2 separate regions of the Homo sapiens genome follow, and region 2 is linked to region 1. Evidence: chromatin loops called from intact Hi-C (ENCODE). Cell type or tissue: adrenal gland. All regions are shown on one strand. Each heading gives the region's core, and the rest is flanking DNA. Links, peaks and the distances in the headings are about the cores only. Region 1 holds the start of LOC124901707 (a long non-coding RNA gene). Region 2 overlaps ARPC1A (actin related protein 2/3 complex subunit 1A).

Region 1 (14,067 bases), core at 52-8,051:
CTTATATGATCACAGTGTGGCCACTTACCAATTGACTTTTTTATTTTTATTTTTTGAGTTGGAGTCTTGCTCTGTCTTCCAGGCTGCAGTGCAGTGGCGTGATCTCGGCTCACTGCAACCTCTGCCTCCCGTGTTCAAGTGATTTTCCTGCCTCTCAGCCTCTCGAGTAATTTGGATTACAGGCATGCGCCACCATGCCCGGCTAATTTTTGTATTTTTAGTAGAGATGGGTTTCTCCATGTTGGCCAGGCTGGTCTCGAACTCCTGGCCTCAAGTGATCCACCCACCTCGGCCTCCCAAAGTGATGGGATTACAGGTATGAGCCACTACACCCAGCTGAAGTTACTTTTTAAAGTAGCTTTTGAAATGCTTGCTTGTAACTAACCTAATCATGGTTATTATGAGGTCGTACCTCCAGCAGTAATTACTAAATTAAATCAATGTTAAATTACTTTGCCCCTTTTTAAAAAAACTGTTCGTACCAGATAACTTCTATTAAATACTCAGTACTTGTTTTGCAGTTTAGATTTGGATGGGCCTATTGCAGTAATCACGGTCATTTTGGGCTGAGAGATGTCTTCCCGAAACAGCTCTTTATCAAAATAAAGGAAATGGGAGCATGCTGGAATAGAAGAGATTTTGCAAGTCCTTGAAAGTAAATTAACTTCATCTTCTAAAGGGTGACTTTTGAGGGAAGGAGGAACCCTACTTTGTGTTTAGATATTCTTTACCTCCAGACAGAAGTATTCTTTGTTCTGTTTTCTTTTTGTTTTTGTTTTGAGACAAGGTCTCACTTTGTTGCCCAGGCTGGAGTGCAGTGGTTCAATCACAGCTCACTGAAGCCTCCACCTCCCAGGCTCAGGTGTTCCTCCCACCTCAGTCTCCCAGGCAGCTGGGACTACAGGCATCCACTGCCACGCTTGGCTAAGTTTTCTTTTCTTTTTTTTCTTTTTTTTTTTTTTGAGACGGAGTCTCGCTCTGTCACCCAGGCTGGAGTGCAGTGGCGCGATCTCCGCTCACTGCAAGCTCCGCCTCCCAGGTCCACACCATTCTCCTGCCTCAGCCTCTGGAGTAGCTGGGACTACAGGCGCCCGCCACCATGCCCAGCTAATTTTTTTTTTTTTTTTGTATTTTTAGTAGAGACGGGGTTTCACCATGTTAGCCAGGATGGTCTCGATCGCCTGACCTTGTGATCCACCCGCCTCAGGCTCCCAAAGTGCTAGGATTACAAGCATGAGCCACCGCGCCCGACCAACGCTTGGCTAATTTTTTGTAGAGATGGGGGTGTGTTAGTCCATTTTCACGCTACTGATAGACATACCTGAGACTGGGCAATTTACGAAAGAACGAGATCTAATGGACTTACCGTTCCATGTGGTTGGAGAGGCCTCACCATCATGGCAGAGGCCAAGGAGGAGCAAGTCACGTCTTAACATGTGTACCTGCTGAATCTTTACTACCTGCTTTTCTGCTTGGATCACAGCATTCTGTTTGTTGAGCTGAATTGTAATTCCTAGGTAATAGAATGGCTTAAAAGCTGGAGACAGGGAGGGATAGTCTTCTTGACCACTCTTCGCCCTTCTGTTCTTCCCTAAAAACTGAGGAGGTCATAGACAAAGATGAACTTGTGACTGCTGAGAGAGAGAGAACTGCCTTGCGGCAAGTATGAGTGCCACCTGATCCTGCGTGTGTTGAAGGAGCAGCTTCTGCTGTGGCTACTTCCCTCAGAACCTGTAGACTGGTCTAGTTTATTTAGCTTTTCCTCAGCCCTAAAGGACTTTGGCTGGGAGATGAAATTAGAAGTGCCTTCAAGATGATTAGGATGCCCATCTGTGGGCCTAGAATTATCTTGATTAATTATTACGCTGTAGAAATAGATCTGAAAGCATAGGGACCAAGGTTGGTTTTTTGGCTTTTTTTTGTTTGTTTTGTTTTGTTTTTTTTTGAGACAGGGTCATCTGTCATCCAGGCTGGAGTGCAGTGGCACAATGTCAGCTAACTGCAACCTCTGCTTCCCAGGTTCAAGCACTTCTCGTGCCTCAGCCTCCCGAGTAACTGGGATTACAGGCATGTGCCACCATGCCCAGATAATTTTTGTATTTTCAGTAGAGACAGTGTTTTGCCCTGTTGGCCAGGGTGTTCTCGAACTCCTGACCTCAAGTGATCCACCCACCTCGGCCTCCAAAAGTGCTGGGATTACAGGCGTGAGCCACTGTGCCCAGCCGGGACCAACCTTTTAACAGAAGTTACCATTAAATGTCTTTAAAAATCTATGTTTTCTAATTCTGTAATTAAAAAGACTTTTTTTCTTGTCACATGGGTAATGTGCCAACGTTGTGACAAGGTTTGAGAGTGGCATGTCTCACACATGGATGTGAACACCCAAGCACACTCATGAATTACAAAAGGATCCAAAAATAGACATTTTTAATTTAAAACAATTATGTTTAAATTACTTAGCTTATTTTTTATTTTTTTATTTTTTTTTTTGAGACGGAATCTCACACTGTTGCCCACGCTGGAGTGCAGTGGTGCGATCTTGGCTCACTGCAACCTGTACCTCCCGAGTTCAGGCAATTCTCCTGCCTCAGCCTCTTGAGAAGCTGGGATTACAAGCGTGCACTACCACGCCCGGCTAATTTTTTAATTTTTAGTAGTGATGGGGTTTCACCACGTTGGTCAGGCTGATCTCGATCTCCTGACCTCGTGGTCCGCCCACCTTGGCCTCCCAAAATGCCCGGCGGCTTATTCTGTTTTTAAATAACAGCTTTATTGAGATATTAATCATATACTGTAAAAGTGAACCTGTTAAATTATCCAATTAAGGGGTTTTTAGTATATTCACAAAGTTGTACGACCATTGCCACAGTTAGTTTGATGTTTCAAGGTTCATCTGTGTTGTAGAATATATCAGTACTTACTTCATTCCCTTTTTTTTCTTTTTTTGAGACGGGAGTCTTGCTTTGTTGCCTAGGCTGGAGTGCAGTGGTGTGATCTCAGCTCACTGCATCCTCCGCCTCTGGGTTCAAACGATTCTCCCACCTCAGCCTCCCAAGTAGGTGGGATTACAGGCATGCGCCACCATGCCCTGCTAATTCTTTTGTATTTTTAGTAGAGATGGGGTTTCACCATGTTGACCAAGCTGGTCTCAGACTCCTGACCTCAAGTGACCTGCCCACCTCAGCCTCCCAAAGTGCTGGGATTACAGGTGTGAGCCACCGATTCCGGCCAGCCCTGTTTAACTTCTTGAGGAGCCACCTAACTCTTCTGCAGTGGCTCCACCATTTTACATTCCCACCAGGAACGTAGGAGAGTTCCAATTTCTCCACATCCTTCCCAACACTTGTTATTGTGCCATAATTTTGATTATAGTCATCTGTAGGGTCCAGCCCCACAGGGTCGGTGGGTTTCTCCCCGTGTGTGGAGACGAGAGAGCGTAGAAATAAAGACACAAGACAAAGAGATAAAAGACAGCTGAGCCTGGGAATCCCACCAAGACGCGGAGACCGGTAGTGGCCCCAAATGCCAGGCTGCACTGATATTTATTGGATACAAGACAAAGGGGCAGGATAAGCAGTGTGAACCATCTCCAATGATAGGTAAGGCCACATGGGTCACGTGTCCACTGGAAAGCGGGCCCTTGCCTGCCTGGCACCAAGGCAGAGAGAGAGAGACAGCTTATGCCATTATTTCTGCTTATCAGAGACTTTTAGTACTTTCACTAATTTGCTATTGTTATCTAAAAGGCAGAGCCAGGTGTACAGGATGGAACATGAAGGCGGACTAGGAGCGTGACCACCAAAGCACAGCATCACAGGGAGATAGTTAGGCCTCTGGATAACTGCGGGCGGGCCTGACTGATGTCAGGCCCTCCACAAGAGGTGGAGGAGTAGAGTCTTCTCTAAACTCCCCCGGGGAAAGGGAGATTCCCTTTCCCGGTCTGCTAAGTAGCGGGTGTTTTTCCTTGACACTAACGCTACTGCTAGACCAAGGTCCGCTTGGCAACGGGCATCTTCCCAGATGCTGGCGTTACCGCTAGACCAAGGAGCCCTCTGGTGGCCCTGTCCGGGCATAACAGAAGGCTTGCACTCGTTTTCTGGTCAGTTCTCACTATGTCCCCTCAGCTCCCATCTCTGTATAGCCTGGTGTTTCCTAGGTTATGATTGTCGAGTGAGGATTATTATAATATTGGAATAAAGAGTAATTGCTACAAACTAAGGATTAATGATATTCATATATAATCATATCTAAGATCTATATCTAGTATAACTATTCTTATTTTATTTATTTTATTATACTAGAACAGCTCGTGCCCTCGGTTTCTTGCCTCGGCACCTGGGTGGCTTGCCACCCACAGCCATCCTAGTGGGTATAAAGTGGTATTTATTCATTATCAGTAGTTACTTACAAAAAGAAAATCCTGCGCAGACCGACCCTATTCCCCCAAACACACTCTTTGTTTCTCCCCAGCTGAAACAGAACCGCATGAGGGAAAGAGGAAAGTGGAATCTCTGTGGCCCATCTTCAGGATCCACCACCAGAAAACCCGCTACATCTTCGACCTCTTTTACAAGCGGAAAGCCATCAGCAGAGGTAATTAGTCAGTCTCTCTTGGACTTTGAAGCTCGCGTCACTTTTGGAGTTACTGAACTAACCACAATCCTTATTCTCGCAACCTGTGCAAGTCATGGTTTTTCTTACCACGAAAATTAGGGGGAGCCAACGTTGGCTGAGTTTTGTGTGTGTGTTTGTTTTTTGTTTGTTTGTTTTGAGATGGAGTCTCACTCTGTCACCCAGGCTGGAGTGCAGTGGCGCAATCTTGGCTCACTGCAAGCTCCACTTCCTGGGTTCAAGCGATTCTCCTGTCTCAGCTCCCAAGTAGCTGGGATTACAGGCACCTGCCACCACACCTGGCCAATTTTTGTATTTTTAGTAAAGATGGGGTTTCACCATATTGGTCAGGCTGATCTTGAACTCCTGACCTCAGGTGATTCACCCGACTCGGTCTCCCAAAGTGCTGGAATTATAGGCGTGGTCCACCGCTCTTGGCTTTTTTTTTTTTTTTTTTTTTGAAACAGGGTCTTGCTCTGTTCCACAGGCTGGAGTGCAGTGGTGCAATGATGGCTCACTGCAGCCTCAACCTTCTGGGCTCAAGGGATCCTCTCACCTCAACCTCCTGAGTAGCTGTGACTACAGGTGTGCACCACCACACCCAGCTAATTTTTAAATTTTTTGTGGAGATGGGCCCTTGGCCCAGGCTGGTTTCTTAACTCAAATGATCCTCTGGCGTTGGCTTCCAAAAGTGCTGGGATTACAGGTGTGAGGCACCTTGCCTGGCCTAAGTACTTTTTTTTTTTGTTCCTCCTCCAAGGACTGTCCCGTTGCAATACTGAATGCCTTTTTTTTTTTGAGATGGAGTTTCGCTGTCACCCAGGCTGGAGTCCAGTGGCACGACCTCAGGTCACTACAACCTCCGCCTCCTGGGTTCAAGTGATTCTCCTGCCTCAGCCTCCTAAGTAGCTGGGATTACAGCTGCTACCACGCCCGAGTAATTTTTGTATTTTTAGTAGAGACGGGGTTTTACCATGTTGGCCGGGCTGGTCCTGAACTCCTGACCTCAGGTGATCCGCCTGCCTCGGCCTCCCAAAGTGCTGGGATTACAGGTGTGAGCCACTGCACCCGGCCTGAATGCTTTTTTTGATCAAGGGTGGGGAAGGTTTTTAGACCATGGCCTGATGCTCTTTCCCCATCTTTTTGACAGAACTCTATGAATATTGTATTAAAGAAGGCTATGCAGACAAAAACCTGATTGCAAAATGGAAAAAGCAAGGATATGAGAACTTGTGCTGCCTGCGGTGCATTCAGACACGGGACACCAACTTCGGGACGAACTGCATCTGCCGCGTGCCCAAAAGCAAGCTGGAAGTGGTAATGTCTGACACTCAAGCTTGGTGTTGTTTTCAGCTCAAAATTCTGCCTTAGTCGACTGCAAGGGATCTTATGTTATTTGGTTGGGCTGGAATGTCGTTTTGTCCCTGGATGTCCTGCTGGCTCTCCCTCGTGGGAGTGGGTCCCTGTATTCAGGAATCCATGTGAGGCAGCGTGTGGCTGTGTGTTTGTTAGGTCTGGGGTCAATCTCAACTCCACTTTTGGGCAAATTACTGAACCCCTTTCCTCACTTAGGAAATGGTGGTGGGGAGCCCTAATCCCAAGGTGGTGGCAGGGTGACATCAGGGAAGGACAACCAGTGAGTTCCTGTCCCTTTCAGTCCTCACAGTGATACTTTAACATTACCATCACTATCTTTCCCGCCCCCCCAAGACGGAGTCTTGCTTTGTCGCCCAGGCTGGAGTGCAGTGATGCCATCTTGGCTCACTGCAACCTCCACCTCCCGGGTTCAAGCGGTTCTCCTGCCTCATCCTCCTGAGTAGCTGGGACTACAGGCATGCACCACCACGCCTGGCTAATTTTGTATTTTTAGTAGAGACGGGGTTTCTCAATGTTGCTCAGGCTGGTCTCGAACTCCCGACCTCAGGTGATCCACCCGCCTCAGCCTCCCAAAGTGCCGGGATTACAGGCATGAGCTACTGCGCCCAGCCCACTGTGTTTCTTCTTTCAGAACTTTCTGTTCCAAGTACCACTCCTAGGCCAGGCGCCTCAGGAGTGGTGCTGAGGGACAGGAGCTGAGCTCCATCCGGTTCCAAGCCCCTCTGAAAGGCAGCTGTGGCCCGAGGCAGAGTCACAGCAGTGGCCGCTCAGTGCAGCCCCTCAGCACAGTTGTTGGCCCCACCGCCCATCTGCCAGCCTGGCCTTCTTTTCCCCAGCTCCACACAGGGGCCTCTTCACATGAGTCCCCTTTATGCTGCAGTGAGACTGACAATGGAGAGCTGTGGCTGGATGCTGAGGACTTGGGTACTGAGCAGTGGGGGCGAGCAAGGGCCGCCTCCCCGACGGAAGACTGGGGTGTTGGTTTTCTGATGGAGGCAGGGACAGGTGGCAGAGTGGCAGAAGCCCCCTTCCTCTGAGTGCCCAGATTCCACAAGGAGTCCAGGTCAGGGGCTGGTGGGCTGGGGTGCTGCTTCAGCCCTGTGGCCAAAACAGCCCGCTGTAGACTTACCTGGGTTTCACCAGAGGATCCTGTTTACTTAAACTATGGTCTTGTTCTTCCAAAAAAAGAACTTGAAAAAGTAAAATAAACACAAGCCACTGTTCTAGGGCTTTCTGGCTGGCCAAGTGTTGGGCCGCACCAGGCCTGGGGGACAAGACCCTTCTTTCTGGGGGGCTCTGGGCCAGAAGGGTGTGACTCAAGTGCATAGTCTCCTGCCCTCTTCCCCCACCAGAGTGTACCAGCCCAGAGGCCCCCCTGAAGTCCCCAAACAGTAGCAGAGCCACGTCTGCTCATCGCAGGGTCTGTCATGCTCACTTAGCAGAATAACGAGACTCATTCACACCGATTTCTTTTTCTTGATTGGCAAACGTGTGTTGGATTTGCAGAACATATTATAAATAGACATACAGATGTAACCTCGGTGTCAACAGCAGCTGGTTCTACCTTCATGAGGGAGCCAAATTTTCCCTGTCCAGAGCTGTCAAGGAAGGGTTTCTGAGGTGTGTCCCTATATGGCATGGTGGCAGGTCCTTCGTGGGAGGGTTGCCACATATGTGAGTGTGCAGGGGCGAGCGTGGCGCAGTGGCATCGTCTCACTGTCCTCCTCCGTTGCAGGGCCGCATCATCGAGTGCACACACTGTGGCTGTCGTGGCTGCTCTGGCTGAGGCTGGCGCGCTCCACCCTGGACTCTGGACTTCGCAGGTTCCTGCCTGTCACGCCACCCCCTTCCTGGGAGCAGCGAGCAGTGCCCCAGGCCCGAGTTGGAGCACGGTCTCTATGGGGAAGGCTTCGCTGTCTATCAGCTGTGATTTGTAAAAATAAAATCTTTAAATCTCTCGAGCCCCACGTCTCTTCTTTCAGAGCATCGGCCTATGGAACCCGGCGGGGCGGCCCAGGCCCCAGGGACCAGATGCCCCAGCCCCCTTGTGGTGTGTGAGGTGACACACAAAGGTAGCTGGAGCTGGAAGTCCCGTGAAGGTGACACGCAAAGGTGGCTGGAGCTGCACTTGGACCTGCTGGGAGCACAGGCACCTTGGGCCTAGTGTGTGTCCTCACCAACACCTGTGACACGCTGCGGCTGTTCCTCAGGGCCTGGCTCTTCCCCCAGGCAGGAGGTGACACCAGCTCACTTGTCCTGGGGCTCCCACAGAGCACTGGGGGCCGAGCACATTGTTCCAGCTGTGCTCCCATCACCTGCCCCCAAGGGCACATCCGTCATCAGCCTCCTTGCCGGTGTCCTGGTCCCCCTGGGGCTTGGTCCGGAACTTCTGCCAGGGGTGCGGGGTTTCCTCTGCGGGCATCACTGTCAGCCACTGCTTGTAATAGGCTCGGAAGCCGTCAATCTTCTCCAGGTAGGTGTTCTTCCCTTGGTACTAGAATTAGAAAAGTGAGGCTAGAATCACTCCTGTTACCTACAGCTAATCCCAAACCTCGGCAGCTGGCTCAGGCCTCAGGGAAGCTGGTGGCTGCCATTTTCCCTTCCAGGTGGCTGCAGAGGACAGGGCAGAAAAGCTGTGAACACGCACTATGGGACTAGCTTACTTCAGAGAAACAGGTCCCCGCTGGGTACCCTGGGGCAGGCCCAGAGCCATCTGCCCAATGGCGTTCTTCCCAAATAGGCACCACTGTGCTCCTCCATCCGCAGTTGCCACCCCAGGCCCCCAAGCCAGAATCACTGGGTCCCACCAGCTCTGCCTCCACAGCCTGCCGAGCCCCTCCCCATCAAAGCCACCTCCCTCTGACCATTATCTCAACACTGCCAAGATAGGCTCCATGAGATATGGGGAAAAAAGCAAAGACACACCAGACACAAACTGAGAGCTGGTAGGGGAATATACCAAAAAAGCCAAAAAGTGCTATCCAACATACAGCTACTACCACACAATGACAAAAGGTTTGGCCGGGTGCGGTGGCTCACGTCTGTAATCCCAGCACTTTGAGAGGCCGAGGTGGGCAGATCACTTGAGGTCAGGAGTTCGAGACCAGCCTGGCCAGCATGGTGAAACTCCATCTCTACTAAAAATACTGGATGTGGCGGTGCATGCCTGTAGCCCCAGCTACCTGGGAGGTTAAGGCAGGAGAATGGCTTGAACCCGGGAGGCAGAGGTTGCAGTGAGCTGAGATCACGCCATTGCACTCCAGCCTGGGCGACAGAGCAAGACTCCATCTCAAAAAAAAACAAAAACAAAAAAAGGTTTGACTCAAAAGACTGGACAATTCTAAACCTTAAGGTGCCGGATAGAGCCTGAAAGCACAGAAAGCAAAACTCAACAGAATCACGAATATAAACAAGTCCACCATCATGAGGGAATATGAGTACAGATGCTCCTGACAGCAGGGTTCCGCCCCCCAAAAACCCATCGTAAATCAAAAATCAATCTGGCTGTGTGTGCTGGCTCACTCCTATAATCCCAGTGCTTTGGGAAGCCGAGGCAGGCGGATTACATGAGCTCAGGAGTTCCAGACCAGTTTGGGCAATATAGTGAAACCCTATCTAAAAGATTAGCTGGGTACAGTGGTACATGCCTGTAGTCCCAGCTCCTCAGGTGGCTAAGGTGGGAGGACTTCTTAAGCCTGGGAGGTCAAGGCTACAGTGAGCCATAATCGTGCCACTGCACTCCAGCCTGGGCAACAGAGTGATTCCCGTCTCTTTAAAAAAAAAAAAAAAAAAGAAAAAAGAAAATGCGGCACGGCATGGGGGCTCACAACTATAATCCCAGCACTTTGGGAGGCTGGGGTGGGTGGATCACGAGGTCGGGAGTTCAAGACCAGCCTGGCCAAGATGGTGAAACCCCGTCTCTACTAAAAAAAAAAAAAAAACCACAAAAATTAGCCTGGTGTGGTGGCAGGCTCCTGTAATCCCAGCAACTCGGGAGGCTGAGGCAGGAAAATCACTTGAACCTGGGCGGCAGAGGTTGCAGTGAGGCCAGATCGCATCACTGCACTCCAGCCTGGGTGACAGAGTGAGACTCCATCTCATAAAAAACAAAAGGAAAATGCATCTATTGCTGGCAACACAGCAGAGGGTCCTGACTTTATAATTATGCAAAAGTGATATACATTCAGTAGAAACTAACCCCGCACAAAGTCGATCCTTACAGAGTTACATCCTGATAAAACCATTGCAAAGTTGAAAAATCCTGTGTAGAATCATCTTTAAGTCAGGGACATCTGTCTGTGACTTAAATATGATATGCTTTAGGTCTATGATAGTCTTGTGACTGTCGAGTTGAACCCCTAGTGAGCCCTACGCCAGAGGGAAGAGACAATCCACTAGGAAGATATGCACAACATGTGATCAACAAAAAACCAGTACCCAGAATATATAAAAAACCCTGGAATCAATGAGAAAAGGCTTGCAACCAACAGTTCAAAGCACAGACACAGTTCAAAAATGCCCAGCTATGCCTTCAGCCAGACACAATTTCCATTGCTGTCCCACCTATTTGTAGGAAGCCCTCAAAATGGCATTCAGGCGTGACACCTGCACGGCGTTCCTGACCCCGCACCCTCTAGCTGTGTGTGTCCCTGCCCATTTACTTGTTTCCGCCCCATCCGGGCTGTGCTTCAAGCCATAGTGGCTCTCGATGCTCCGGAGATGCTCAGCACAGAGTGTGATTCGATGGACCCAAAAGCCAAACCCCAGAGCCTGATAGCCTCAGAACAGCAGGGAGAGGCTGTGGCCGTGACAAAGCAGATTCCATGACTCTGCCCTGCTCCTGCTGATACAGGAGGTTGAAAGAAATTATTTAGGCAGATAATAAGGGCAACAGAGTCCTTGGCGAAATTTCCCTTTTAATAAAAAGCAGCCCCCAAATAATTTCTTTTCTAACAAAGAGCAGCCTGAAAAATCGAGCTGCAGACATAGATAAGCAAACTGGAAGCTTGCAGGGGTAAATGCTGGCGGCTGTGCCAACAGAAAAGGGCTACCTGGGAGCCAGATATGTTCAACGTGGGGGCCCCATCTTCCCTTCTTTGTTGCCATGTGTACAGTAAAGAACCAGGCAACATGGCGATGGCCACCTGTCTGCATAATAAAAGGTTAGGGTGGGGCACCAGCTTTTATACATGCTATGTAAATGGCACACCTGGTCCAACTAATCTTTTGCGTCCTCTGTAAATCAGACACCACCTCCCCAAGCTCATCTACAAAACCTCTGCATTACACTATGGAAGTGGCAACCCACTTCTCTGGCACCTCTCTCTGCAAGGAGAGAGCTCTTCTCTTTTTTTTTTTTTCACCACCACACCGGGCGAGAGCTCTTCTTTCTTTCGCCTATTAAACTTCAGCTCTTAACCTCTTTTTTTTTTTTTTGAGACCAAGTCTCCATCTATCGCCCAGGCTGGAGTGCAGTGGCGCGATCTTGGCTCACAACAAATCTCAGGTATTCACCCCAGACAATGACACCACTTCACTGCCTGCCCAGTCCCTGAGCAAGCGACAACCTGTTTGGAGTACCCAGCAACGTGCAGGTGCTGGGGACCCAGATGAGCACAGCAGACAGCCTCTGCCTCCAGAAGCCTGATACAGGGAAGGCCAGGGCTGCCCATGAGCACATGATCCAAGACTGTAGGACACGGCATAAAGGAACAGAGTGGGAAGGGGGAGGGGAGACTTTCATCCCAGGTCAGAGCGGCAGCCAGCTGGGCATGTCTGAGGGCCACTTAAGCAGAGACCTCCAGGAAAAGTGGGTGCCACCTGAGGCAGCGGGAACACCAATCCCGAAGCAGGCAAGAGGTTGGTGGCCTCTGCGAACTGACAGAAGGCCACTGGGACAGACAGAGAAAGCAAACGCAAGGCTGAGACATGAGATGAGCCACGCAGACAGGGACTCGCAGGCTGTGGTCTACAGACTTGGGTACTGCTCCTAAGGGAAGCTGCTGGACAGTTTCAAGCATGGCAACACAATCCCAAGGGCCAGAACCGGGGTTGGGTGGTGGGGGGAGGGGGTAGCAATGGTGAAGGAGCTGATGAGCTTTTGAGCTTGGGGCACACACCCGGTCAAAGGTGGGAGGGTACTGGGCTGCAAACTCCAGCTGGCGGATGACCACTTCGTTCACCGGGACCCTGTTCTGCTTCATGTCCTTCAAGATGCTGATGAGATAGGTGTAGTTCAGCTTCCTGATGGCCGCGTTGATGAGGGCACTGTAGATGTGAGTGTTGGGGGTCACCTGGGACTTCTAGAACACAGGGACATCGTAGAATCAAGATGATGGCAGCCATTGGGACCCAGCAGCTCCCACCCTCTGTCAATCAAGCTGGCTCCCGGGACCAGCGGCCAGGGCCAGCAAGGCAAACTTGGCAGCAACAATGTGCTGAATATCCCTCTCCAGCAGGAAAGCCAAGCCCAGCCCCTCTGCTCAGCCCTAAAGAAGCTGCGGAAAAGGACGCTCGTGCTGCTCTCAGACACCGACTGACTCAGGCAGAAAATGATGTGGGAGACACCACCTCCTTGCTCCCTGGGGTGGGCTTCCTGTGACGCACGGTCACCAGGTGGTGGTTGGCCTAGAAAAGTGCAAGCCTTGGCTGGGTGAGCCCGGTAGGGTCCAGGAAAACAGCCAGAGGATGATGGACCTGGGGACACCGACAACCCAGGACGCAGCCTCTGCTGTGGTCGGATGAAATCCACGCAGCACTTCCAATGGGGGTTAGGTGGGAGGCACAGACCTCGGGGGCTTTGAAAACTGCCCACGGCCCCTCAGGAATTCTGAGAATCCCTGCCATACCTCTAGAGTGTTGGGGCCGAGGCCTGTGCCCAGCCCTGTGTCAACCCACGGCCACCTTCTTCCGGATGGGAACATCCGTGTGTCTCTACGCCCAGCCCTGAAGCACTCACTGGGGTCTGCTTCCCCCAAAATGGGACCAAAGACCAGAAGGTCATTGACCCCACTCTCTTTGCCCCATGCACAGTTCATCCTCTCCAGGTGGGGGGTCTGCAGACCCCTCAAACTTTCCTCCTGAGCTGCAGAGTGCTCCTGAGCACCATGGGTGTCCTGCCCAGGCCCGAGTCCACTCACCTTCATGTCTGTGAGAAGCTGTAGACCGTCCTTCGGCCTGTGGCACCCGATGGCCAGGTTGCAGAATGTCTGCAGGTTGGGGACGAGGCCCCTCTTTGCCAGGACCGGCAACAGCGCCTTGGCCCCCTCCAGGTCTCCCAGCTTGCTCTTCTTTCTCACCAGCGTGTTAAAGAATGTCAGGTCGGCCTCTACCTGGTGCTCATCCAGGAGGGCCAGCAGCAAGGACTCTGCAGGACTCCCGGACTCCACCACCTCGGCCAGTAGCGTGAGGGTCCTGATGTCGGGCTGCTGCCTGTGCTCTGCCATCTTGCTCAGGAAGCCCTCCAGGCCCCCTATCAAGGCCAGCCGGTCAGCTGGGGTGGTCACCGTTCCAAAGGAGACCACTGTAGGGGGAACGGCCCCGGGGGTCAGGAGGTTGACTTCCAGCTCCACGGGAGGTGGCTTCAGGGCCACTGCGGTGAGGGCTGCTGTGTGGCTGGGCTCTGCCTTAGTATCCACCTCTGGTTGGGCCTTGCCGGGCACTCTGGCTTCCGGAGGCTCTGGAGGCCCAAGTGCCTGAGAAGGTTCCAGAAACAGCTGCCTCTCCAGGGCCTCCACATGCAGCATGGCTGACATGAGGTTGCCTGCCTTGGCCTGGGCTGTCCTCCTTGGCCGCTGCCTGCTCACTGGGGGCTGAAGCACAGTCGCCTCCTCCCTGGGCTTCAGAAGCAGCTCTGAGGCCACCTGGGGGTCCCCTAGGCCACAGTCCCGAGCTGCCACCAACAGCAGGTTGTAGCTGTCCCGGCTCGGCTGTAGCCCTAGACTCAGCATCAGCCGCCACACCTGCCACGGAAGAGACAAACGTCAGCTGGGTGCTCCCATTCAGCAGCTGGGCGCAGGGCTCACGCCTGGAATCCCAGCACCTTGGGAGTTTTAGATGGGAGGATCCCTTGAGATCAGG
Region 2 (15,492 bases), core at 3,385-11,384, 50 kb before region 1:
TTGGCCTCCCAAAGTGCGGGCATGAGCCACCGTGCCCGGCCTCAGAGGTCACTTTTTTTTTGGAGACTGTCTTGCTCTGTCGCCCAGGCTGGAGGGCAGTGGCGCAATTTTGGCTCACTGCAAGCTCCGCCTCCCGGGTTCACGCCATTCTCCTGCCTCAGCGTCCTGAGTAGCTGGGACTACAGGCGCCCGCCACCTCGCCGGGCTAATTTTTTTTATTTTTAGTAGAGATGGGGTTTCACCATGTTAGCCAGGATGGTCTCAATCTCCTGACCTCGTGATCCGCCCACCTTGGCCTCCTAAAGTGCTGGGATTACAGGTGTGAGCCACCGTGCCCGGCCGCTCACTTTTAAGAGTAAGAGGGGGTGGGGCACGATGGCTCACGCCTGTAGTCCCAGCACTTTGGGAGGCCAAGGCGGGTGGTTCACTTGAGGTCAGGAGTTCAAGACCAGCCTGGCCAACATGGTGAAACCCCGTCTCTACTAAAAACACAAAAATTAGCCAGGCATGGTGGCAGACGCCTGTAATCCCAGCTACTTGGGAGGCTGAGGCAGGAGAATTACTTGAACCCGGGAAGCAGAGGTTGTGGTGACCTGAGATTGTGCCACTGCACTCTAGCCAGGGCAACAGAGCAAGACTCGGTCTCAAAAAAAAAAAAAAAAAAGAGTAAGAGAGGCCTGTCGTGGTGAACACTCTGCCAAGGAGGTGGGCGGTGGGCAGTGCATCCTCCAGGGACTGACTGAGTCTTGTTTCAGGGCCATGACTGCTGCCCAATGCTCTTTAACTACGATGACCGCGGCTGCCTGACCTTCGTCTCCAAGTTAGATATTCCAAAACAGAGCATCCAACGCAACATGTCTGCCATGGAACGCTTCCGCAACATGGACAAGAGAGCCACAACTGAGGACCGCAACACGGCCTTGGAGACGCTGCACCAGAATAGCATCACGTAGGTGCCGTCTGTAGAGAGGTGGTCAGGTGACAAGGTGCCTTCCTGCCCCTCGCTGTTTCCTTACTGGGTTCCTACAAAAGCTCTATGCCCCTCAGGCCCAGACATTCTTTCAGGGACAAGTGCAGCAAGAAGTCTGTATCTTCCCGACCGCCAGGCTCTCATTTCCAGCTCGTGGTAGGGAGGGAGTCGCCACCACCTGGTCATTCTGTCCTTCAAGGTGCAGATTACAAGGCAGCAGCCAGCAGGAGCAGTGCAGACCTTGTTGCAATCTGAGGTGGTGGGGCCTCAGGGCAGCTGCTTCCTAGGGTACCCTTTCTCAGCTACTCGAGAACAAAAGGAGACATTCCTGAATGCTGCGTTCCCACAGTAGTGCACACATAACAGAAAGCGAAGTTACAGCCTGTTGGAAAAGGTAACTGTAGCTGTCGTTTCAAGTAATGGATACAAATAAGAAGATTATTTAATTAAAGGAACAGAATTTCTTATCATCATGATGACAAAGCTGAGGAGTGTCTCGACTGGGTTTTCATCAGGTATATGTAATTATGTAAGACAACAGAATTGTGTTTTGTCCAGAAAGTTTAATTTTTTTTTTTTTTTTTGAGACAGAGTCTCACTCTGTTGCCCAGGCTGGAGTGCAATGCCACAATCTCGGCTCACTGCAACCTCTGCCTCCCGGGTTCAAGCAATTCTCCTGCCTCAGCTTCCCAAGAAGCTGGGATTACAGGCGTGTGCCACCACACCTGGCTAATTTTTTGTATTTTTAGTAGAGACGGAGTTTCACCCTGTTGGCCATCCTGGTTTCAAACTCCTGACCTCAGGTGATCCAACCACCTCAGCCTCCCAAATTGCTGGAATTACAGGCGTAAGCTACCGTGCCTGGCCTGAAAGTTTGATTTTTAAGGTCTAGAGGAGAGGCTGGGCATGATGGCTTACACCTTTAATCCCAGCACTTTGGGAGGCTGAGGCAGGCAGATCACTTGAGGTCAGGAGTTCGAGACCAGCCTTGCCAACATGGCAAAACCCCATCTCTACTAAAAAATACAAAAATTAGCTTGGCATGGTGGTACACACCTGTAATCCCAGCTACTCGGCAGGCTGAGGCAGGAGAATTGCTTGAACCGGGCAGGTGGAGGTTGCAGTGAGCCAAGATTGAGCTACTGCACTCCCGCCTGGGTGACAGAGTGAGACTCCGTCTCAAAAAAAAAAAAAAAAAAAGGCACCTGGAGGAGAAATATATGCTTGATATTCTAAATTACTGTGTTCAGAGTTGGGTCCCATGGGATTTTCCCTTACTGAGAAGCCTTTTATGTTTAGAATCTTATTGTGGTATTGATGGTGGGAGAAGTAATGGAAACCTCTAGACTTCCTGTTTGAGAGAATTACAATGAAATGCAGGTTGTGCTTCATCTTCAGCGGAGAAGGGGCAGCTGTATATAAAATAGGCTGCAAATGCTGTATTGAAAAATGAGAACCAGAGACCTGGCACCATGTCTCACACCTGTAATGCTAGCGTTTTGGGAAGCCAAGGCAGGAGGATCACTTGAGGCCAGCAGTTCAATACCATCCTGGGCAACACAGCAAGACCCCATCTCTACAAAAAAATTTTTAAGTTAGCTGGCTGTGTTGGCACGCACCTGTAGTCCCAGCTACTTGGGAGGAGTGAGCTGTGATTGTGCCACTGTACTTCAGCCTGGGCTACATTGTGAGATCCTATCTCAAAAAAAAAAAAAAAAAAGAACCTGAAGGCATAGCAAAACTTACCTTTTCTCCACATTCTTCAGGTTTCTCCTTCTATAGCAAAACTCACCTTTTCTCCATTCTTTAGGTTTCTCTGTCTTGAATGGCTCCGAGTTACTTCTTGTGAGTTTCTCTTACGTTTCTATACAGACCAAGTGTTAAGGAAAGAAAAAGCTCTCATTGCCTCTCTGACACTTCTAGATGAAAAATGAAAAGAACAAACCCTTGCTGATTAGTCTACTTTTATTTGCAGAAATTAGGTGCTCTTTGCACTAGAACTGTGTCAGCTAACTTTTTCTGTAAAGGACCAGATAGTAAATATTTTAGACTCCTAGAGGCCATAGGTCTCTGTTGCAACTACTGAACTCTGGTTGTGGCAGGAAAGCAGGCACAGATGATGTAAACAGATGAGGTGGCTGTGTTCCCGTCAAACTTTATGGACACTCAAATTTGAATTTCATGTAATTTTCACTTCATGAAATAATAGTCTCCTTTTAATTTTTTTCCAGCTATTTAAAAACGTAAAAGCCGGGTCAGGTGCAGAGGCTCACGCCTGTAATCCCAGCACTTTGGGAGGCTGGGGTGGGCGGATCACTTGAGGTCAGGTGGTCAAGACCAGCCTGACCAACATGGCAAAACCCCGTCTCTATTAAAAATACAAAAATTCGCCAGCCTGGTGGCAGGTGCTTGTAATCCCAGCTACTCGGGAGTCTGAGGCAGGAGAATCGCTTGAACCTGGGAGGTAGAGGTTGCAGTGAGCCGAGATCGCACCACTGCACTCCAGCCTGAGTGACAGAGTGAGACTCCATCTCAATAAATAAATAAATAAAATAAAAATGTAAAACCCCGCCCCCCTTTTTTTTTTTTTTTTTGAGATGGAGTCTCTGTCACCCAGGCTGGAGTGCAGTGGCACGATCTTGGCTTACTGCAAGCTCTGCCTCCTGGGTTCACGCCCTTCTCCTGCCTCAGCCTCCCAAGTAGCTGGGACTACAGGCGCCCGCCACCATGCCTGGCTAATTTTTTTTTTTTTTTTGTATCTTTTAGTAGAGACAGAGTTTCACTGTGTTAGTCAGGATGGTCTCGATCTCCTGACCTCGTGATCTGCCCACCTCGGCCTCCCAGAGTGCTGGGATTACAGGCGTGAGCCACTGCACCTGGCCTTTGTTGTTTTTTTTTTTTATTTAAGCTCACAGGCTGTACGGGCATAGGCAGTGTGTGCCATAGTTTGCCATCCCCTTCCCAGCGTCGGGGAAGAGGCGGGTAAGTTCTAGACATCTCAAAGGAGAAAGAAAAATATTGTCTGAGCAATGGATGATTGTCTTGAAAGCTTCCAGATAATTAGGCTAAGACAAGTTGTTTCATTTATCTGTTCCCCTGCTTAGCTTGGTCGGAATCTAGTGGTGTGTCTGCTGCTAACATTTATGATGATTCACTTCAGACTCAAGGAGGGCTGTTGGCTTATCTGCACTGGCTGTCTTGGAGGCTGATTTGAGAGGTTTTGTTTGGAGCTATGGAATTCAGTCATGCTTCATCATGCCTCTGGTTTATTTAAAAACAAACAAAAATACTGTTTTCGCCATGGCTGTGGTCCTACCCACAACCTGCTCCCAGCATTTGAGTGCTGTGTGGGCTGGGTCATTCCTGCTTCCCCAGGTCACGCTAACCAAGGCAAGTTCTTAACTTCTCCCCTTGCCAGTTTTGTCTTTCCTGGACATCTGGTAATAATATGCTTTGGGGTATTTTCTGAGCCAGATTGTTGCAGCCTAATGTTCATGGATAAGTTCATAATCAGGAGTTAAAAGATAATTCATTTCCTGGTGGAGCGTGGTGGCTTATGCCTGTAATCCCAGCATTTTGGGAGACTGAGGCAGGAGGATCACTTGAGCCCAGGAGTTCAAGACCAGCTTGGGCAACATAATGAGACCCGCATCCCAGCTCTATTTAAAAAATAAAGAAGAAGATAATTCATTTCCTTAAGCTGCCCTTACACTATTAGTCAGGAATGTTTGTGTTCACTTCCACTACATACCTTACGATCTCTTTTGCTTTGCTTTTTTTCAGTCAAGTCTCTATTTATGAGGTGGACAAGCAAGATTGTCGCAAATTTTGCACTACTGGCATCGATGGAGCCATGACAATTTGGGATTTCAAGGTATTTTCTACCTAACAGAACAAATTTTGTTTGTGTTAAAACTTTTTTTTTTTTTTTTAAGAGATAGGCTCCTTCTCTGTCACCCAGGTTGGAGTAAGTGGCACAATCATGGCTCACTGCAGCCACCAACTCCTTGCCTCCAGCAGCCCTCCCACCTCAGCCTCCCAAGCTGCTGGGACAGCAGGCATGCACCACCATGCTCCGTGAATATTTTTACAAAACTCTTATGAGAAGAATGTTTCTCATTTCTTGAAACAAAATGTTAAATCTAGTATACAGTTTAATGTCCTAATGTAAGACATTAAACTGGAAATCTCTCATTTTTTTTTCTTTCTTTTTGAGATGGAGTCTTGTTCTGTCACCCAGGCTGCAGTGCAGCGGTGCAATATTGGCTCACTGCAACCTCCGCCTCCCGGGTTGGAGCGATTCTCCTGCCTCAGTCTCCCAAGTAGTTGGGATTACAGGAGCACACTACAACACCCGGCTATGTTTTGTATTTTTAGTACAGACGGGGTTTCACCATGTTGGCCAAGCTGGTCTTGAACTCCTGGCCTCATGTGATCTGCCCACCTTGGCCTCCCAAAGTGGTGGGATTACAGGCGTGAGCCACCATGCCAGCCTTGGAGATCTCTCTCTTTTTTTTTTTTTTTTTTTTTGAGACAGAGTTTCGCTCTTGTTGCCCAGGCTGGAGTGCAATGGCAGAATCTCGGCTCACCACAACCTCCGCCTCTGGGGTTCAAGCGATTCTCCTGCCTCAGCCTCCCAAGTAGCTGGGATTACAGACATGTGCCACCACGCCCAGCTAATTTTGTGTTTTTAGTAGAGATGGGGTTTCTCCACGTTGGACATGCTGGTCTCGAACTCCCAACCTCAGGTGATCCACCCGCCTCAGCCTCCCCAAGTGCCAGGATTACAGGCGTGAGCCACTGCGCCCAGCCAGAGATCTCTTTAAAACCTAAAAGTCATCCGCAGAAGAACGGCACATTCTCAGTGAACTGGAATTTTTACTTCTAGATGTCCATTTATTCATTGAGGAAAAATGGAGTGCTGTTTTGGAAACAGGCCCTATTGGACACCAGCCCAGGTTTAACTATATAGATATATATTTATAGCTGACACTAATTAATTTAATAAACATTTAGTACATATCTCCTGGGTGCCATGCATGATGCTGAGCACTGAGAATATCCAATCTGAATGAGCCTGTCTGGTAGAAGAGAGAGGTGGATACGGGGGCTGGGTAGGGGATTCGGCAGAGCTCAGAAGAGAAGCCAGTGCCTCTGTTTTCACACAGAGGAATCTAGGGGGATGCGTGGACTGCAGGGAACAGGTTGCACCTGAGCGGCATCCTGAGTTGCGATGGGTTTTGGAGGGAGGGACTGTGAGTTGAGAAGACACAGGCGAGCATCCTCGGCTGCAAGTGCAGCACACCCAGGGCAGCCCTGGGCTTCAGAGAGCGCACACTGCCTCTGAGGCGCTGCCCGTGCTGTGGTCCTCCGGAAGCACAGATGGAGCTAGAAAAAAGAGCTCTAGGTAGCCAGGCGCAGTGGCTCATGCCTGTCTTCCCAGCACTTTGGGAGGCCGAGGTGGGAGAATCGCTTGAGGCCAGGAGTTTTGAGACCAGTTTGGGCAACATAGCGTGACCCCATCTCTATAAAAAAGCCAGGTGCAGCCAGGCGCACTGACCCACTCCTGTAATCCCAGCACTTTGGGAAGCTGAGGCTCGTTTCTCCTCACTGCTTTCCTGTCTTGAGCACAGGAGTTCGAGACCAGCCTGGGCAACACAGTGAGATCCTGTCTCTATTTAAAAATATACATATATATATTTTTAAAAACCAGGTGCAGTGACGCATGCCTTTAGTTGCAGCTACTTGAGAAGCTGAGGCAGGAGGATCACTTGAGCCCAGGAGTTGGAGGCTGCAGTGAGCTGTGGTCACACCACTGCACTCCAGCCTGGGGCAACAGAGCAAGACCCTATCTTTAAAAAAAAAAAAAAAGAGGAGTGAGGAGTGTGCCCAGAGCCTGTGTGTGTGGCAGTGGGGAAAAGGCACACCTGGCCTGGAGGAGCCAGCAGGGGGAGCCCCGGCCTGGAGTGTCTCTGCGGGGTGAGTCCTGGGAGATCCTGTTTCAGGTGGGGCAGGGCCAGGTTCAGGGTGGGGACAGGCAGAACCTTCCCTGAGGAAGAGGGAGTGGTGTCATACCTACCTCGGGGTAGACACTCCTCAGTGACATCAGTGCTCTTCCCACCTTTTCCAAGACCCTCGAGTCTTCCATCCAGGGCCTCCGGATAATGTGAAGCTGAGTGAGCCTCCGCCATCCAGCATGACAAACTGTGGCCGACCGCAGCTGTGCCGTGGCACGATGGCGAGGAAGCCAGCCCCAAGGAAACACTGAAAACACATATCACGCCAATGCCGTGTGGTTTTGTTTGAATATAAAATTGGTGAAAGTGTTGGTTTTTTTAAGGCAGTAATTTTTTTGTTTGTTTTTTTGCGATTTCATTCCATTCTTGACCAAAGCTTCTCTTTAAGTAGTTTATTATGGAAAATTGTCACACTAACTTAAAAGACAGGGTGAGGGAGATATGTAAATTGTCCACTAGAAAATTAAATAAAAGAACTGAATGTGGTTTTGGTTTTGTTTCCTTGTAGTATTTCAATTTTTAGTAGAAAAATATGAGCGAATTCTTCATTCGATTCAGTTTTTTTTAGGCAAAATCTTAGATCCTTGGTTTCTTAAATTGTACCATTCTATACAACCTTGAACCAAAAAGCACCATTTAGTGAGGGGTGAGAGAGAACCGTTTCTGAACATTGCAATACTTCTGCAAAGTAGGTTGTGTCGGTCTGTTTTGTGTTGCAATAAAGGAATACCTGAGGCTGGGTAATTTGTTTAAGAAAAAAGATTTATTTGGCACACGGTTCTGCCGGTTGGACAAGAAGCATGGTGCCTGCGTCTGCTTTTGGGGAAGCCTCAGGAAGGTTTTACTCATGGCAGAAGGCGAAGGGGAAGCAGGCGTGTCCCATGGCGGGAGAGGATGCAAGAGAGAGTGGGGAGGACCAGGCTCCTTGAAACAACCAGGTCATAGAGTGAGAACACACTCATTCCTGCCAGGGGGCACCAAGCCATTCATGAGGGATCCGCCCCATGACCCAAACACCGCCCACCAGGCCCCACCCCAACACTGAGGATCGCATTTCAGCGTGAGATTTGGAAGGGACACACAGCCAAGCCCTGTCAGAGGTACACCGTTCCCGTCTTGCATGTGAGCAACAGAGAAGCCCACCTCCACTGAGCAGCCAAGCCCGAATGGGAGCCTGCCCTGGGAGGCCCTGGGGCCCGGTGCCCACAGCATGGCAGCCCACTGTTAGCAGTGCACCTGCCAAGGGTACGCTGTGGGGGGTGTGCAAGGGGGCGGGAAAGGGGAAAGTCAGCATCTTGGCTTAGAGTTGATTGTGCCTACACTGAGCTACTTTCATCATGATGAGACGTAAAGTTTGACATTCCATGGCAGAGAATCTTAAGAGGTACAAGTATAAATGAAAAGCAAAATAAGTAAAGAGTAGCCGGAGCCTGGCCACATCCTTGATCTCACGGCTCCCTTCTAGAATGCTGGTAACAGTGCTTCCCAAGGCACATCATGATGTGCTCGAGAGAAGGTAATTTGGCCCTCTTGTGACTCATGGGAAGAGCCCTCACTCCAAGAGGGAATCCTACCTAGCACCAGGGGTGCTGGCCTCATGGCCCTGCCTGGTCCCTATAGTGTCGTCTCTGGGCCCCCAGTGGCAGGAGCTCCTTTGTGTACACGTTTGTATGCATAGTGCATTGGCAAGGCTCCGTGAGGGTAGACAAAAACTGGCCATAAAGCAGGAATTAGCTGAAGATTTCTCTTTTAGCCGGACGCGGTGGCTCACGCCTGTAATCCCAACACTTTGGGAGGCCGAGGCGGGCAGATCACCTGAGGTCCAGAGTTTGAGACCAGCCTGACCAACATGGGGAAACCCCATCCCTATTAAAAATACAAAATTAGCCAGGCATGGTGGTGCGTGCCTGTAATCCCAGCTACTTGGGAGGCTGAGGCAGCAGAATCACTTGAACCCAGGAGGCAGAGGTTGTGGTGAGCCGAGATCATGTCATTGCACTCCAGCCTGGGCAACAAGAGTGGAATTCCGTCTCAAAAAAAACAAACAAAAAATTAGCCAGGTGTAGTGGTGGGTGCCTGTAATCCCAGCTACTCAGGAGGCTAAGGCAGGAGAATTGCTTGAACCCAGGTTGCAGTGAGCTGAAATCATGCCACTGCACTCCAGCCTGGGGGATAGAGCAAGACACTGTCTCAAAAAAAAAAAAAGTTCAGGTGCGGTGGCTCATGCCTGTAATCCCAGCACTTTCGGAGGCCGAGGCAGGTGGATCACGAGGTCAGGAGATTGAGACCATCCTGGCTAACACAGTGAAACCCGGTCTCTACTAAAAATACAAAAAATTAGCCAGGCGTGGTGGCGGGTGCCTGTAGTCCCAGCTACTCGGGAGGCTGAGGCAGGAGAATGGCGTGAACTCGGGAGGCGGAGCTTGTAGTGAGCCAAGATCGCACCATTGCACTCCAGCCTGGGCAACAGAGCGAGACTACGTCTCAAAAAAAAAAAAAAAAAAACCTACAAAATTGACTTACTTTTGCCTCTAAGAACTTAATAGCCCCAGAGTTATTTTGCTGTTTTTTTTTCTTTTTTAAATAAAAACATTTTGAAATTATAATAGAGACAGGGTCTCCCTGTGTTGCCCAGGCTGGTCTCAAACTGGGCTTAAGCAGTCCTCTTGCCTCAGCCTCCCAAAGTGCTGGGATCATAGGCGTGATCCACTGTACCCGGCCTATTTTGCCTTTTTTTTTTTTTTTTTTAAGATGGAGCGTCTTTCTCTGTCAACCAGGCTAGAGTGCAGTGGCATGATCTCGACTGACTGCAGCCTCTACCTTCCAGGTTCAAGTGATTCTCATATTTCAGCCTCCTGAGTAGCTGGGATCACAGGTGACCCCAGTCTCCGAGTAGCTGGGATTACAGGCGTATACCACCACGCCTGGCTAATTTATTTTGCCATTTTTTAACACAGGCCATTTCTCATGTGGGGAGGAAGGCCCACTCCAGTCACCGCAGCCAGAAGCCCTCAGTGCTTTATTTCAACGCTGGGGCCTTTTGAGTTTGTGACGCTCCGTCCTTCTCTCACTCTACCTTTGAGACTCAGACCAGGCCTCTGTCAACAATGACTACAGTCTGGGATGTTCTGAGAGGGTTCTTCAGGAAAGGTGTGTGAGCCACGCCCTGAATGCAATACTTTAGCTAACTATGCAGGCACCAAGAAAAGCATTTGGAAGCCATTAACTACCCCTCATAACAAACCTGTAGGGTTGGAACTGTTATTAGCACATTTTTCAGATGGCAAAATTCCAGAGAGGGGAATGAGCAGTCTCTCCAAAGCCCTGGTAGTAACCACTAAGCATGTGCTCCCCACTGGGCGAGGGAAATACCTTAGTGGCAGCCCCTTTTCAGCTCACCCACGCTCAGGGGCAGGGCCCTGTCACTGGAACTGATGAGAAGTTATTTGAGGCCGGGCGCGGTGGCTCATGCCTGTAATCCCAGCACTTTAGGAGACCAAGACGGGTGGATCCCTTGAGGTCAGGAGTTCAAGCCCAGCCTAGCCAACATGGTGAAACCCCCTTCTCTACTACAAATACAAAAATTAGCCAGGCATTTGGTGGCACGCGCCTGTAATCCCAGCTACTTGGGAGGCTGAAGCACGAGAATTGCTTGAACAATTGCTGGGAGGCACAGGTTACAGTGAGCCAAGATCGCCACTGCACTCCAGCCTGGGCAACAGCGAGACTCCATCTCGAAAAAAGAAAAAAAAAAAGAGAGAGAGCAAGAAGGTATTTGACAATAGCTTGTGGGTTTCATTGTAGACCTCGGTTTGTCAAACTGACACATCAGGCCATGTGGCTTGGAAGGGGGCTGTGATGGGATGTGGAATGCTGAGCGAGTGTTATGGGGGCCCCAGCTGTGGGGTACATCTGCCTTGCAGGCCTTTAGCCACCTTACCAGATATGTGGCCTTGGGGCTTTGGCCCCAAGGTTTTATCCTCTCCCCTCCTGCTGTCAGTTGGGATGGATCCCTTGATCCCAGGGAAAGTGACCCACATTCTGGGGTGGACCAGTGGGACAAAGGGGAGATTATACTGGATACTGGGAGCTCTTAGAAAAGGTCCCTGCCACCGCCCCCCCTCCATCTCCCATCTCCCTGGTCTGCCTTGGCCCACCCACTGCTTGTCTGCAGTCAACCTAGCTGCCATTTTGTGACCAGGAGGCAATAAAACTGGTGCTTGAAGCTGGGAGGCAGAGGTTGTAGTGAGCCGAGATTGTGCCACTGCACTCCAGCGAGACTCCATCTCAAAAAAAAAAAAAAAAAAATAGCGACAGGCAAGGGGCAGAAAGCCAGCAAGAACCTGGGAGACTGCACCAGCCCTGGCCTGCCTCCCCCACGTCGGCCAGCCCTGGAGAGTCACAGCCTGGGTTTGTGGCTGCATTTCTTGGAAACATGAGAAGGCAATAAAGGAAGCAGGAGTGTGTAGCATCTTCGTCCCAGGGCCCTGCACAAAGCCAATTCTAGGAAGAAACAGAAAGCTCTCCAAGTTGTTCTGGGAGCTCCAGATGAAATCCTTCCATCACCAAGTTCCCTAACCCAAAGTGTTTCTCCACGTACGGCTTAGAAAACTTTCTCCCCCAAAGGAGCCATTTCAAATAATGCCTTCCATTGCTTTCCAATCTGAGGTCTGCTTTCTCCCATCCACTGGGTCTTCCCTCCACGACTGAAGGCCTGTGGGACGGGTGGGCAGGTGGACAGTGCTTGTCAGCTTCACTTTACAGATGTGGAAACTAAGGCACGGTTACACTACAGGTTAAGTGGCAGCACCAGAACTGGACCCACTTTCTTTCTTATTTTTCCTTTTTTGAGATGAAGTCTCGCTCCATCACCCAGGCTGGAATGTAGCCTGGTTACAGTGATCTCGACTCACTGCAACCTCTGCCTCCCGAGTTCAAGTGATTCTCCTGCCTCAGCCTCCAGAGGAGGTGGGATTACAGGTGTGCGCCACCATGCCCAGCTAATTTTTTTTGTATTTTTAGTAGAGACGGGGTTTCACCATGTTGGCCAGGCTGGTCTGGAACTCCTGACCTCAAGTGATCTGCCTGCCTCAGCCTCCTAAACTGCTGGGATTACAAGCGTGAGCCACTGCGCCCAACCTTTTTTTGGGGGGGATGGAGTCTTGCTCTGTTATCGGCTCACTGCAACCTCCACCACCCTCATTCAAGAGATTCTCCTGCCTCAGCCTCCTGAGTAGCAAGTAGCTGGGACTACAGGCATGTGCCACCACACCCAACTAATTTTTGTATTTTTGTTTTGTTTTGTTTTGTTTTGTTCTTCGAGACGGTCTCACTCTGTCACCCAGACTGGAGGGCAATGGCGTGGTCTCGGCTCACTGCAACCTCCACCTCCCAGGTTCAAGCGATTTTCCTGCCTCAGCCTCCCAAGTAGCTAGGATTACAGGCATGTGCCACCACACCCAGCTAATTTTTGTATTTTTAGTAGAGAGAGGGTTTCACTATGTTGGCCTGACCTCGAACTCCTGACCTCGTGATCCGCCCGCCTCGGCCTCCCAAAGTGCTGGGATTACAGGCGTGAGCCACTGCACCCAGGCTTTTTTTTTTTTTATTAGAAATGGGTTTTCACCATGTTAGTCAGGCTGGTCTCACCCTCCTGACCTTTTGTGATCAGCCTGCCTCCGCTTCCCATAGTGCTGGGATTACAGGCGTGAGCCACCATACCCGGCCTGGACTCAGTTTTCTACCACTGGATCATTCATTAACACATCTGTTAAGATGTGTGTTGAGTGACTCAGGCACCGGGCTCTGTCATGGGCCCAGGGGAGAGAAGAGGGAACAGTACAGCCATGGCTGCGGCTCGCATAGGCTTTTAGAGCCTTTACATCAACTCAGGTGACCTTAGTTTACATTTTCGCAGATAGGAAAAAGGAGTCTTGAGGTATGCATATTTGTTAGGATGCTTTGATGATTCGCAGCAGAAAAACTCAAAGCAGCCTAAAAATAAAGTGGAGGCTGCACACCGTGGCTCACGTCTGTAACCCCAGCACTTTGGGAGGCTGAGGCAGGAGGATTTCTTGAGGCAAGGAGTTCGAGACCAGCCTGGGTCACACAGGGAGAGCCCTGTCCATACAAAAATTTTAAAAATTAGCTGGGTGTAGTGGCGCATGCCTGTGGTCCCTCCCAGCTACGAGAGAGGCTGAGGTGGGAGAATCACTTGAGGCCAGGAGTTTGATACCAACCTGCACAACATAGCAAAAACACTATCCTTATAAAAATTTTTTTTTTTTTTTGAGAAGGAGTCTCGCTCTTTCATCCAGGCTGGAGTGCAGTGGCGTGATCTTGACTCACTGCAATCTCCGCCTCCTGGGTTCAAGTGATTTTCCTGCCTTAGCCTCTGGAGTAGCTGAGATTACAGGCGCGCGCCACCACGCCCGGCTAAGTTTTGTATTTTTAGTAGAGACAGGGTTTCACCATGTTGGTCAGGCTGGTCTCGAACTCCTGACCTCAAACGATCCGCCTGCCTTGGCTTCCCAAAGTGTTAGGATTACAGGCATGAGCCACCGCACCCAGCCTATAAAAATTTTAAAAATTAGCCAGGTGTGATGGTGCACACCTGTAGTCCCAAGTGCTCGAGAAGCTAAGGCGGGAGGATCACTTGAGCCCAGGAGCTGGAGGCTTCAGTGAGCTGTGATTGCGTCACTACATTCCAGCCTGGGTAAAAGAGGGAGACCCTGTCTCTAAAACATATTAATTAATTAAGCGGATAACTTGGCTCACATATCTGAATCTTTGGAGGCAGGTTGGGCTCAGACCTTCCAGTCAGAGGTGACCAGAGCTCCGGTTACTTCTCTGACCTTCTCTCGGCTCTGCACTCTCCCTGCAGCTTCCCTTGTTGCTGTTCCACTTCCGCGTTCCACTTACGAGTCCAGATTCCTGCAGCTCGCTCAGAAGGGGCTTTGTGCGCTGGATCATCAGCTGAAGTCCTGGGCTTTGCTTTGATTGGGTCATCTTAGGTCACAAGTGCAGCAGGACAGGGAACACCGTGAGCTGATTTAGACCACTCAGGGCCACTTGGGGTCATTCCCTGGGCATCTACAAAGCGGCAGAAGAGTAGGATGGAAGCCAGGGAAGCAGCAACAGGGTCACCTCAGTTACCCTACACTTGTCCCTGTGGGAAGAGGGCTGCCGGTACAGACCCCTTGAAGCTTTGTATCTGCTTGAACTAAAACCACCGCCTGTGTTTGCTGAGGTTGCCGACATCTGTCTGAGAAAATACGCAGGAGCAGCAAGGTTGGGGGGGCTCAGAAAAGTTCGAGCACTTCCTGTGTGCACACTGTATGACCCGATTCACACACCTGGACACATTTAATCCTCCCAACTACCCTAGGGGGTCGAATTCAGTGGAAAAGAGAGCGGCGGCTAAGGGCACCTCCAATGGGGAGGGTGTCGGGGCAAAGCGACCTGAGACCCCCAGCCACATACTGCAGGACAAACCAATGTCGGCAGGTGAGGACAGGGTGGGAATAGTGTTCCAGGCAGAAGGAACAGCGAGTGTCAAAGCCTCTAAGCCTGACAGGGTGGGAGTCTGGCCTCGGATCTCCAGAGATCCAGGAAGACCCTGCACAAATACTAGAGAGAGGGGTCTGAAGGAGAGAAGAGGAGGGAAGGTTTTTGTTGTTGTTTGAGAGGAAGTCTCGCTCTGTTGCCAGGCTGGCGTGCAGGGGCCCCATCTTGGCTCACTGCAGCCTCTGCCCCCGGGGTTCAAGCAATTCTCGTGCCTCAGCCTCCCGAGTAGCTGGGATTACAGCAGCGCTCCATCACGCCATGGGGCTCCTTGCAGCTAATTTTTTTTTTTTTTGAAACAGAGTCTCACTCTGTCGCCCAGGCTGGAGTGTAATGGCGCGATCTCGGCTCACTGCAACCTCTGCCTCCTAGATTCAAGCGATTCTTCTACCTCAGCCTCCCGAGTAGCTGGGATTACAGGCATGCGCCACCACGCCTGGCTAATTTTTGTATTGTTTAGTAGAGACGAGGTTTCACCGTGATAGCCAGGATGGTCTCGATCTGAGCTCGTGATCCTCCCGCCTCGGCCTCCCAAAGTGCTGAGATTACAGGCGTGAGCCACCGCGACCGGCCGAGGTAAGGTTTTCACTGGGGTCTCTTCCATCTGCCTGGCCGCCAGGCCACGTATCCACTGAAGAGGCAGAGGGTCAGGATGGGAAGACTCCGGGGACCACCTAGCCCAAGACCCGCAATCAGGCGGCTCTGCAAGGCTAACCGGGTAACTTAAAGAAGTGAAGCCGATTGACGTAAAACAGAAAGGAAAGAAGTTAACTGGCCGGCCAGCGTCAGCAGGGGCGGCCAGTGTCACCCTGCCCGGGGACAGCACCCCTGTTTCGTGGCGAGGACACGGAGGGCCAAGGGGGCGGGGCCGGGCTGCCCTGGCCACGCCCGGACCGCCTGCTCCCCGCCCAGGGCCTGCACAGTTGGCGCCCACCGGCATCA

What was found. Peaks named below come from ENCODE experiments on the same cell type or tissue, not always from the same donor. Only the 100,000 strongest peaks of a DNase experiment are listed, where the experiment ranks them.
Region 2: it touches region 1 in a loop (2.8-fold over the local background); 53 of 110 quality-filtered maps call a loop at or near these places.

What each region holds. Positions count from the first base shown.
Region 1 is chr7:99,411,668-99,425,734 of GRCh38, forward strand. BUD31 (BUD31 spliceosome associated protein) reads left to right here. Exons shown (of 6, transcript NM_003910.4): 4 at 4,471-4,593; 5 at 5,762-5,928; 6 at 7,724-7,949. The coding sequence ends at 7,774. ATP5MF-PTCD1 (ATP5MF-PTCD1 readthrough) reads right to left here. Exons shown (of 9, transcript NM_001198879.2): 7 at 13,128-13,949; 8 at 12,108-12,290; 9 at 5,072-8,482. The coding sequence ends at 8,300. It overlaps PTCD1 (pentatricopeptide repeat domain 1), which reads right to left. Exons shown (of 8, transcript NM_015545.4): 6 at 13,128-13,949; 7 at 12,108-12,290; 8 at 5,072-8,482. The coding sequence ends at 8,300. It overlaps LOC124901707 (a long non-coding RNA gene), which reads left to right and starts at 278. Exons shown (of 2, transcript XR_007060451.1): 1 at 278-316; 2 at 522-628. It also overlaps LOC124901841. RefSeq lists a silencer at 3,966-4,015 and an enhancer at 11,329-11,830. In adrenal gland, for the core only: a CTCF peak has its summit at 4,069 (motif pointing left); no DNase peak of the experiment used is centred there; H3K27ac peaks cover 432 bases.
Region 2 is chr7:99,358,790-99,374,281 of GRCh38, forward strand. It overlaps ARPC1A (actin related protein 2/3 complex subunit 1A), which reads left to right. Exons shown (of 10, transcript NM_006409.4): 8 at 756-949; 9 at 4,754-4,844; 10 at 7,102-7,473. The coding sequence ends at 7,140. It also overlaps a transcript of ARPC1B not described here. Among named protein-coding and RNA genes, the nearest start is that of ARPC1B, 8.2 kb to the right of the region's middle. RefSeq lists enhancers at 887-1,387, 10,245-11,158, 11,237-11,531, 14,521-15,021 and silencers at 6,112-6,317, 15,322-15,492. In adrenal gland, for the core only: a CTCF peak has its summit at 6,921 (motif pointing right); no DNase peak of the experiment used is centred there; H3K27ac peaks cover 305 bases.